Linked DNA regions of Mus musculus: regions 1, 2 and 3 are each linked to region 4. The links are chromatin loops, found by intact Hi-C in ENCODE. Cell type or tissue: left cerebral cortex. All regions are shown on one strand. Region 1 has its middle 21 kb from the start of Gm40047. Region 2 has its middle 11 kb from the start of Gm40047. Region 3 has its middle 32 kb from the start of Gm40047. Region 4 has its middle 5.5 kb from the start of Foxo1.

Region 1 (2,500 bases), 340 kb before region 4:
TAACCCTAGCTCAATCCTTCCTATTGTCCCAAACTTGGCTCATCATATGCATGATGCTATCAAAGTGCAGATGATGACTCGAATGGTCAGGGGTGGACTTGGAACTCGTTGGATTTGTTTGTTTGTTTGTTTGTTTGTTTTGTTTTAGTCCCAAATGAAGCAGGTGTTGCTGTTGGTCTCGTGACTGCTCTGGGAGGGACTGAGCCATGTCATCCAGTCCTACAAATAGATGAGTAGATTTCAGGACTGTTTCCCTTTGGTCATTTTACTATAAAGATTAGGGGCCGGCAGGGTAAGGAGATTGGATGGGGTTGGCCTCTGTTCTTAGTCTGATCCTGAGACTTGATTGATATGCAGTCTTGAGCAAAGTACTTCCCTGCTTCCCTTAAATGTAGAACTGGAGAAGAAGCTAACACATGCGCTACATCGTGGTTAGGCCCATCAGATGAATGAGACATGTGGAATGTACTGTGACCTATAAAGCCCTACAAAACATACAAGTTTATTATTACGTTAGACTTTGAAAGATACCAACATTAGCCTTCAAATACTGGTCATTTACATGTGAACACATTTTCATAGTCCTTGATTTCTCCTAAGAAAAATACGCATATATAGGCACACACAAAACAGCTGGTTTTTATCTACTAAGATGTTTTGGGTCTCTCTGTGTATGCATGCATTCACATGTGTAGTGTGTGTGCATTCTTGCCCCATTGCCTGGGGTATAAGGACTTTAACCAAGAGCATTCAAGAATGCAGAGCAAATGTTCGGGAGCAACAGCCAAATTGGTAGCTTTTCTCCTTCCCAACTCCCCACCCGCGCCCAGGAACATGCTCCTAGCCAAAATACGATGGCACAGTGCCCTGGCCAGCTTTACCTCAATGCTCTGTGTGCCTTGGCTAGGCTAAGTACTGAGGCAATGGGTTATGATAGGCCTAGCCAGAGATCGAGTACCATGCCTTCTAGGACCCTAACCTTTGCGGAGGTTTGAGCCTGCAATTCACATAGCCAGGGCCACCAACAACGCTAGCCCTACCATCTGTGAGTATTCATTCCACAACGAAACGAAACCTCTGGCCGAGTCTTGCGCCGCATTTTGGGCACCGCTGCCGAGGTTGCGCAAACACATTTGGCACGGGCCTCGGGGACCAGGCAGTTCTCTGGGTTGAATTGGAGAAACAAAATGTACTTGTCCTACTTCCGAGATGGTGTCTGAGGACTTGGCTCCCTTGGCCCAGGAACTGCCTCCCTGCTGATGTCATTCTGCCACGGAACGGCAAACAGCTCTTCCCCGGGTTCAGCAGTTCAGGAGCAGAAGTAAGAGAAGGTAGGGATCAAAAGGGAACACAAGCAGGCTTGACTCCATCCGGACAGCTTGACCACACACGCACGTTCTTACAGCTGAATCATCTGACAAGAAACGCGTCCTGGCTTTGCATGTAGCAGAAAGGCCAGCTCCAAAACCCTGGGGCAAATTTGACTGGCCACCGAGTTATCTCCCTGCAATGGGGCTTCATGGAGCTCCAGCCGCTGTTCGCTGCTCCATTCGCCCACAGGAGTATCCGATCCCGGAGGCCCAGCAGGACACTTGACACTCAGACTGACTGTTGAAATAATTTCCATGTTGCACTTGTACCCAGCATTCAAATCCCTGCGTAATATCTCAGGCAGCCAGTGATTGCACTTTCTCAGCCAAACTGAGGCGGATCCTGCTGGCCTTTAGAACGTTTCCTAACTCCAGGTTACCTCTGAGCACACAAAGTACCACAGACGGGTCAGGCTCCTGGAAAAGCCATTCTGTAGACACAGCTTTTTTTTTTTCTTCCTTTCCTTGGTTTTAAAAAGCTCGTCTTTTCCATATTTACATTTTTCCACCTGTGAAATCCAGAGTTTTGTAGATGCTCTGTTGAGGTGTGGCCTTAGAGCTGCTATCTCAGGCCACAGAATCCCACTTGAGTTCCATGACAAGAGCAAAGCCACCATGCAAACAGCGTGGGTAGTCACTAGGCGCACGTGTCTATGCCATGTGGGTGCTTACATGAGGAGGTCTTAGGAGACAGAAGAAGCTTTCCTTAAGGACTTGGCCAGCTACCTGGGGACATGTCCTTGGCTGTCCACCAGAATAACTTGGAGGCTCTGAAAAAAAAGCTCCAATATCTGGGCCCTTTACCAATCTGTATGAACTAGACTCCTCTTTGGGAGGAGGCCCCTCCAATGCTGGCTGGAACACAGAATCTATTAGTTACATCTACCTCTCCCCGGTCCACCCCCAACCCCCCAAGGAAAACTAGTTCAGCCCGAGCACTCACGACCCGTGGTTAAGGTCACTCAGATAACTGGAGACCACCCATTTATACTTGTTGCTGCCCAGAGACACTGTTTTATTTAACTCCAGGAAAAATGGAAGCATCTGATGTTGAAGTTGTCCTGTCGGGAAGCCATTTTACAAGTGGTTAAGAGGAAAGGTGCAGGAAGAAGGGACCCTGGGTCTGCTGG
Region 2 (2,500 bases), 310 kb before region 4:
AATTGGGGGAAGATTTGTGTAGTCGAGTGACAATGGGACCCTCTGAAGGATAAAGGTGAAAGGTTGTCGCCTTGACAGTAAAGAAAGGTGTGGGAGGTATACGGAAGCAATGGCTGGCAGGAAGGGGGGACAGCTGAGGACCAGTGATGCTCTCAAGACCACTGCTGTGAATGGGTGAGCTGTGTAGTGCTGAGCACACAGCAGGAATTGTGTTTGCTTCCTATGACATGGGATGAATCTGATGCTCCTAAGCCCTATTAACTCCCATTTTGGAGTTGGGGGGGGGGGGGACACACACTAGGTTGAAAATTCTGGAAAGGAAAGAGATCCTCAAAAAAAAATTAAATTAAAATTTTTTTTAAAAGTGTCCTTGAAAGGATCAAAGAGTTGGACCTAGAATTTTTAGGCTTGAGGGTTACAAACCAGTATTTTAGGAAGGGGGACAAAGAACGCAGTGGAGATTGTTAGAACACATCGCCCTTTGAAAGACTATGTGAGTGAGAGTGGGATGGGTTTGTTTGGGTCCTCATGCAATGCCTTCCTCCCCTTTCTGAAACTGAGTTGTAGTCAAAATATGTTTAAAATAATAGCTGTTGACAAAGAAGTTGCATTCAAGTTCTCTATGACAACCACACAGCAATGAACCTAGCCCCCTGCGCAGAGCTTCTGCAGTTCAGGTTAAACTCATCCATCCTGTCTGTCTGTCTGTCTGTCTGTCTGTCTATCTATCGATTGATCAATCCATCTATCGATCAATCTCCTTATCTCTGTCCATATCCCCCTTCCTTTAATAAGCATTTACTAAGTAACTATCTGTAGCCTACCATTTACGTCCTTAGGTTAGGTAGCTAGTCACAGTGTAGTGTTTCTTAGTAGTTAGGATTACCTCTGAGCATCTGAAACCCCTGTAACACAGGCTTGGACCCGTTCTACTCTTTTGTACAACCTAATGCCAACCTAACCCTGCTTTCTCTCTCCTTTTTCAAAACCATTCTTCTTCTTCTTCTTCTTCTTCTTCTTCTTCTTCTTCTTCTTCTTCTTCTTCTTCTTCTTCTTCTTCTTCTTCTCCTCCTCCTCCTCCTCCTCCTCCTCCTCCTCCTCCTCCTCCTCCTCCTCTTCTTCCTCCTCCTCCTCCTTCCTCTTCCCCCTTCATCTCCCCCCCTCCTCCTGCCCCTCCTCTTCCTCCTCCTTCTCCTCCTCCTCTTCTTCTGAGACGTGGATAGGTAATTATGGCCTCTCTATAACTACAACATTTATCCTCTGACACATTCACTTGGCTCATGTGAATCTGGCCAAACCTGGCCCCAGACTTAGCACCCACCCAACAGTCCCCCACCTACTCAGATGGCTGCTAGATATGAGCACTGGATAGAGCCCTCTTTCCTGAGAGAGCAAAGGCTCTGTCCTCTCCCACCCAAAAACATTATGACTCTGCAAGGCACCAAGCAGAATTTACTTATGACATGCCATATACATTCTTTGGGGATACCTTTAGACCTTACTTGGCAAAGGCCCTGGAGATGGACAAGGTAGCTTCACACGCATGCTGCTATGCTAACTCGGGCTTCTGTGTTTTGCTCTCTATTGAGGTCAGAGTCTTGTTTTTCCCCTTCCATTTCACAGACAGCCCCTCCAATTGTGGTTTTCACTTCAGGCATTCATATCACAGTCTCAAATGTGGCTTTTTGTACTGAACTCATTAAAACAAAAGAAAGCTTTCTGTTACAAGGCTGGGAAGGAAAAAAAAATCTGCAAAAGGCCCAGTGCTTTGGCACCATGGGAAATGAAAAGCGAATAGCTTGGAAAGAGCTACTTTAAAGTGCTGCTTCGCAGAGATCACACCAAGGCTTATGAGGTTAATAAATTGACCTGAATTGAATAGTTCATGGCACTGTAACCGTCTAAGGAGGGCCCTAGAGAACACCCTAGGGAGCAAAAGCTGCAAGCCCCAGTGTCTCTTTCATCCAAGGAAGCTCTGTTGTGATCTATTTTACATGCCAGCTTTTTAACCTGAGAGTTGGTTTGAAAGGGGAGCTTCACTATTTCAATAACAGGAAAGCAACAAAACTGTCCTATGCCAAGTTTTTTTTTTTGTGATGTTAAATTGAACCTAAATTTGCATCTAAGAAAAAAATACTATAGGCAAATGCTAAAGACTAGTTAGTTGATATGTATGATTTGGGGCCAATCAGGGGAAATTTGACTTGACTTTTTGGTTGTGAGTCTAGTCTTCAACAGCTGAGCCATCTCTCCAGCCCAGAAATTTTATTAATATTTGCAGGTTACATAGAAATATATCCCCTAAAATTAGATATGTGAATGGATACACAAGAGGATAGATCGACAGACAGATCCGTGATTTAAAAGAAAAAAAAAAAAAAACAATAACCAAAAAAACCCAAGGCAACAAAACACCAAGGTCAGCTCTGCAGGTCTGTTCACAGGTATCTTCGTGGAGTTTTTCAACTTTGAGGGTGTCTGAAAGTTTTCCTAAAATAAA
Region 3 (2,500 bases), 350 kb before region 4:
GATGACCTTGGCCAGGGGGGCTAAGCAGTTGGTGGTGCAGGATGCATTGCTGACAATCTTGAGTGAGTTGTCATATTTCTCGTGGTTCACACCCATCACAAACATGGGGGCATCGGCAGAAGGGGCGGAGATGATGACCCTTTTGGCTCCACCCTTCAAGTGGGCCCCGGCCTTCTCCATGGTGGTGAAGACACCAGTAGACTCCACGACATACTCAGCACCAGCCTCACCCCATTTGATGTTAGTGGGGTCTCGCTCCTGGAAGATGGTGATGGGCTTCCCGTTGATGACAAGCTTCCCATTCTCGGCCTTGACTGTGCCGTTGAATTTGCCGTGAGTAGAGTCATACTGGAACATGTAGACCATGTAGTTGAGGTCAATGAAGGGGTCGTTGATGGCAACAATCTCCACTTTGCCACTGCAGATGGCAGCCCTGGTGACCAGGCGCCCAATACGGCCAAATCCGTTCACACCGACCTTCACCATTTTGTCTACGGGACGAGGCTGACACTGCACAAGAAGATGCAGCTGTCTCTGGAACAGGGAGGAGCAGAGAGCCTTAACACTTGAACTTTAAAAAAAAAAAAAAAAAAAAAAAAACAGCCGGGCACTCAGGAGGCAGAGGCAGAGGCAGGCAGATTTCTGAGTTCAAGGCCAGCCTGGTCTACCGAGTGAGTTCCGGGACAGCCAGGGCTGTACAGAGAAACCCTCGAAAACCTTGGTCTTGAAAAACCAAGAAAGAAAGAAAAAAAACCATAAAATAAAATATACCTGAGAAAGAGATTGAAGTGAGTTACCTCACCCTTGACTCTCAGAATATGTAACTATGTCTATATTTTAAAAGGATTAGGGTTGAACTGCACTCAAACATGTGAAGTAGAAAAAAGAGGTACAAACCTCAATGGAGATCTCAAAGGAATCTGATAATAAAGTTCCAAGTGGCAGATTGGGGAAATTACAACAAAAGGGAAGTAGTCAGGCAATGAATGAGTCCTTCCCAGAGTTGACTGGTGGCAGTTACCTTGTGACTCACGAATGCCATAAACAACAACATTCACAGAGACAGAGATGCTTCACGGTGAGTCTGCAGAACAACCAAAGACAAAGAAGAGGTACAGAAACCAAGAGGTACAGGTGGCCTCAACAGGACACCAGCCTAGAAGCCTAGAGCAGACTCATCAACAGCAACAACTAGAGCCGAACACTAGAGCACAGCAGAGCTTTCTTTGAAATGAGAGGGTGAGAATAACACATTTTTTAAATAGGAAAAGCCCAAGAGCGGTAGTTATAGAGCCGACAGACACTCTTACAAAAGAGCGGCTGCGGGCAAAAGATAGAAAATGATTCCCAAGTATAAAGAGGAGCAAAGAACATAGCAAGCATGCATGTAAATGTCTTAAGGTAAAAATAACCATCGGGTTATTTGCGAATTTTGAAGAAAAGGCATAGAAGTAAAATACTAAACAAAGGCAGCCCGTATGAGCTCATACATCAGAAATGAGCAACATAGCAAACCAGGTCAGATTGGGCTCAGTGGCCTCCCCTGTATAAATGATCATTACGACCTGTTTTCAGTACCACTTTGGAACCTAGTTAGTTGCTTTTACCGATTTTTGTTTTTTAGTATTTTGCTCAAAGCTTCAGTGCTTGTATTTTCTATGAAGCCAGTTTCCTAATTATGACATCTCATTATAAACCCAGGGCATTTAAGAACTGAGACAGAGTGGGACACACCCAAACACTCCCGGATTTTTGCTTTTTTCCATTTCCATCTCCCTTTAATTCCTAAGAGAGCTGAGATGGGTGCGATGACTCCAATCTAAGTGGCTGTGTATTTTGCCTAAAATGCTCTGAAATCATCCTAAGTTATTATGTAAATACCCAAATCTGCTCATTATGTCGTTACAGGGAGGGGAGGCTCGAGAGTCCCCTGCTGATGCTGTTTCTTAGGATGAGATCATTAGAAAAGGATTAGTGGTGTAATGTCTGAGGGGCTTAAACAATAATTTCAGTTTTTCAGACAGGCCCAAGGTAATTTAAAATAAGTTCGAGGCCTTTTCTGATGATAGCCCTTGATTCACTCATAAACGCCTTTCATGAAATGTTAATTTGGAGCTCAAAACACAGCTCAGCAATGAACATTTGCCCCTCTTCCAGGGTGGCTGAGTTTGGTTCCTAGCACCCATAAGAGACAGCTCACAACCACCAGCTCTAGTCAACCCAGCTCTAGTGCTCCTTCTGGCCTCCTTGATTACTGGCAAGTATGTGTTTTCCCCAAGAATTCTGATTTAGTTAACTGTCACTGCTAAGATTGGTACTTGGGCAAAATTTACGGACATCTACGTTGTGCTAGACTTTGGGAACACATCAAGGAACAATGTATATACCACCAGAATCTCTCCATTTAGGTCACTAATCTATACATTACAAACATCACCACTATAAAAGAACCATGGGCAAGTTGAAAGATGTAAGAGACAGAATAGCTAATCCTAACTGA
Region 4 (2,500 bases):
GGGCCATCTGCTTACATTTTCTAGTAACTAGCCATACTGCTTGCCGTTTGTTGAATTAAATCAATGAATGGATGAATACATAAATAGAGGTAATGGCTGTGTGGTTAAGAGTGCATGTGTTTTTCTATAATGTGCAGACTACCTGTGTCAGAGACGACGTGAAAACAGGAGACAAGAGATTATCAAATTTCAGGGCCCAGAGGAATGGCTCGGAGGTTAAGAGAACTGAGTGATCTGGCATAAGGCCTCGAGGTAGCCCACGACTAGTCTAGTTTCAGGGGATCGGACGTCCCCTTCTGGCCCCTGCAGGTATACTACACATGAACTGCCACAGGCAAACACCCATATACATTTAAATGTTTTTAGAGAGAGGAAGAGATTATTACATATCAGATTTGACTGACTCAGAAGACCCATCCTTATGTAAAGGCCCATGTGCCAGAAAATAAGACAGACAGACACACACACATCTTTCAGGATATCATGTTTCTGTTTTGCAGTAAATACTACCTATAAAAAACATGGCAATGTTCTATTTCCTAAGGTTTAACATGCTCTATTTTTGGTTTTTGAGGCAGGGTTGTGTAACCCAGGCTGGTCTCTAACTGGTCGAGTAGCTGAGGATGGCCTTGAACTCTTGTTCTTCTACCTCCATCTCCTGAGGATGCAGGGGATACAGGATTCACTCTGCACTTAGGTTTAACATTTAAAAATGAAATTTCTAATTAGCAGATGACTGAAAGAGTGTGCCTGGAAAGAAAAAAAAAGGATGCCATATGTACTTTAAATAATCTTATGTTTCAACAACAAACTCAAAATAGGATATTTTAGTTATGTTGCATGTTTGAGCTCTACAAGATTCTAACTTGGAAAAACTTTGCAATACAAAACGAAGCTCCACTAGAGGTTGACTTCCTTAGGGTTTCTATTGCTGGCATGAAGACACCAAGACCAAAAAGCAAGCTGGGGGAGGAGTGGGTTTCTGTGGCTTACACTTCTACATCACTGTTCATCATCAAAAGGAGTCAGGACAGAAACTCACACAGGGCAGGAACCTGGAGGCAGGAACCTGGAGGCAGGAGCTGAGGCTGGGGCCGTGGAGGGGCGCTGATGATTGGCCTGCGTCCTCTGGCTTGCTCAGCCTGCTTTCTCTTAGAGCCCAGGACCACCGCCAAGGGTTGGAACCAGCCACAATGGGCTGGGCCCTGCCGCCTAGATCGCTAATTGAGAAAATGCCCTACAGCTGGATCTCCCGGAGGCTCCTTCCCCTCTGATGACTATAACTTGTGTCAAACTGACATAAAACCAACCAGTACAGATGTCTTCTTTCTGTTTTTCGGATTTGTGCATCACCGGAAACAAGAACATCTATCATATGACGTGGCTGAGGATGTCACTCAAAGGGAGGATGGGATGGCATTACAAATTTATGTTCCTTTTACTGAACAAACACTATACCCCTGCAACAACAACAGCAAAAGCACATGATAATTGGCGCCTGGCAACTCCAGTTCCAGGGGATCCGCTGCCACCTTCTGGTCATTGAGAGCACTGCATGCATATGGTTCTCACATGCATGCAAGCAAAAATAAATTTTTTTTTTTAAAAGAAAACTAGTTCAGTTTAGGTTAATAAAAGATGCCTAGACACAATGTAACCAGCAACGATCATGATTATTTTGGGTTTGTATACAGAAATGAAGTAGAGCCTATCCAGTCATTAGTGCTTGGCTGTTGAGACAGCTTCAGTAGTCAGCTCTTCCAGGCTGGCTGGCTTCATGTCCTTCCTGGCCTTTCCTTTTTCTTTCTCTTTCTCTCTTTCTCTCTTTCTCTCTTTCTCTCTTTCTCTCTTTCTCTCTTTCTTTCTTTCTTTCTTTCTTACTTTCTTTCTTTCTCCCTTTCTTTCTTTCTTTCTTTCTTTCTTTCTTTCTTTTCTTCCTTCCTTCCTTTCTCCTCCTCCTCCTCCTCCTCCTCCTCCTCCTCCTCCTCCTCCTTCTTTTTTAAATCCTGAATCACATTAAGTTCCATAACCATCAGAGAGTGATCATTACTGCATTTTTTTTTTTAATAGAAAAGACATCCTTTCTCCTGAGTTCTAGAGGTTAGAACCCAGGAAAGTTTATCCTATAGGGCCTTGCTCCATCTAATCTAGCCCGGCCAACATGCTGCTGGAGTCAAAGCCAGGGCCACTGTCTTGAGGCACCCGACAAGATTTAAAAGAAAACAAAACAATTCTTGTGGTTCCTCTCTGTTTCAAACATGGCCACAAAGGAAACCAGATTGGGTCCCCCTCTACTGTCCAGTAAGCATAAATATCAGACATATTTTTAAAGTATGCTAAAACAATGCAATACCGTGCCTTGGCAATGGAGTGGGATTAGAAATGTATGTTCATAGATTTCATTAAGCCACCTTCAGTGAAGATGTGCCTGTCTTCTATCAGTCTCCTGTGAGAGCAGAAACAGCTATAGAATAAGCCAGTTTTATGTATGGTTGTGCTC

Evidence for each region. Peaks named below come from ENCODE experiments on the same cell type or tissue, not always from the same donor. Only the 100,000 strongest peaks of a DNase experiment are listed, where the experiment ranks them.
Region 1: it touches region 4 in a loop (2.8-fold over the local background); 6 of 42 quality-filtered maps call a loop at or near these places.
Region 2: it touches region 4 in a loop (3-fold over the local background); 5 of 42 quality-filtered maps call a loop at or near these places.
Region 3: it touches region 4 in a loop (4-fold over the local background); 6 of 42 quality-filtered maps call a loop at or near these places.

Annotation. Positions count from the first base shown.
Region 1 is chr3:52,599,875-52,602,374 of GRCm38, reverse strand. No RefSeq gene overlaps it. Among named protein-coding and RNA genes, the nearest start is that of Gm40047, 21 kb to the right of the region's middle. In left cerebral cortex, no CTCF peak of the experiment used is centred here; a DNase peak (open chromatin) is centred at 1,055; H3K27ac peaks cover 806 bases.
Region 2 is chr3:52,568,230-52,570,729 of GRCm38, reverse strand. No RefSeq gene overlaps it. Among named protein-coding and RNA genes, the nearest start is that of Gm40047, 11 kb to the left of the region's middle. In left cerebral cortex, no CTCF peak of the experiment used is centred here; a DNase peak (open chromatin) is centred at 1,539.
Region 3 is chr3:52,610,821-52,613,320 of GRCm38, reverse strand. It overlaps the pseudogene Gm10293. Among named protein-coding and RNA genes, the nearest start is that of Gm40047, 32 kb to the right of the region's middle. In left cerebral cortex, a CTCF peak has its summit at 1,196; DNase peaks (open chromatin) are centred at 1,256 and 1,773; H3K27ac peaks cover 288 bases.
Region 4 is chr3:52,261,623-52,264,122 of GRCm38, reverse strand. No RefSeq gene overlaps it. Among named protein-coding and RNA genes, the nearest start is that of Foxo1, 5.5 kb to the left of the region's middle. In left cerebral cortex, a CTCF peak has its summit at 1,539 (motif pointing left); DNase peaks (open chromatin) are centred at 1,084 and 1,530.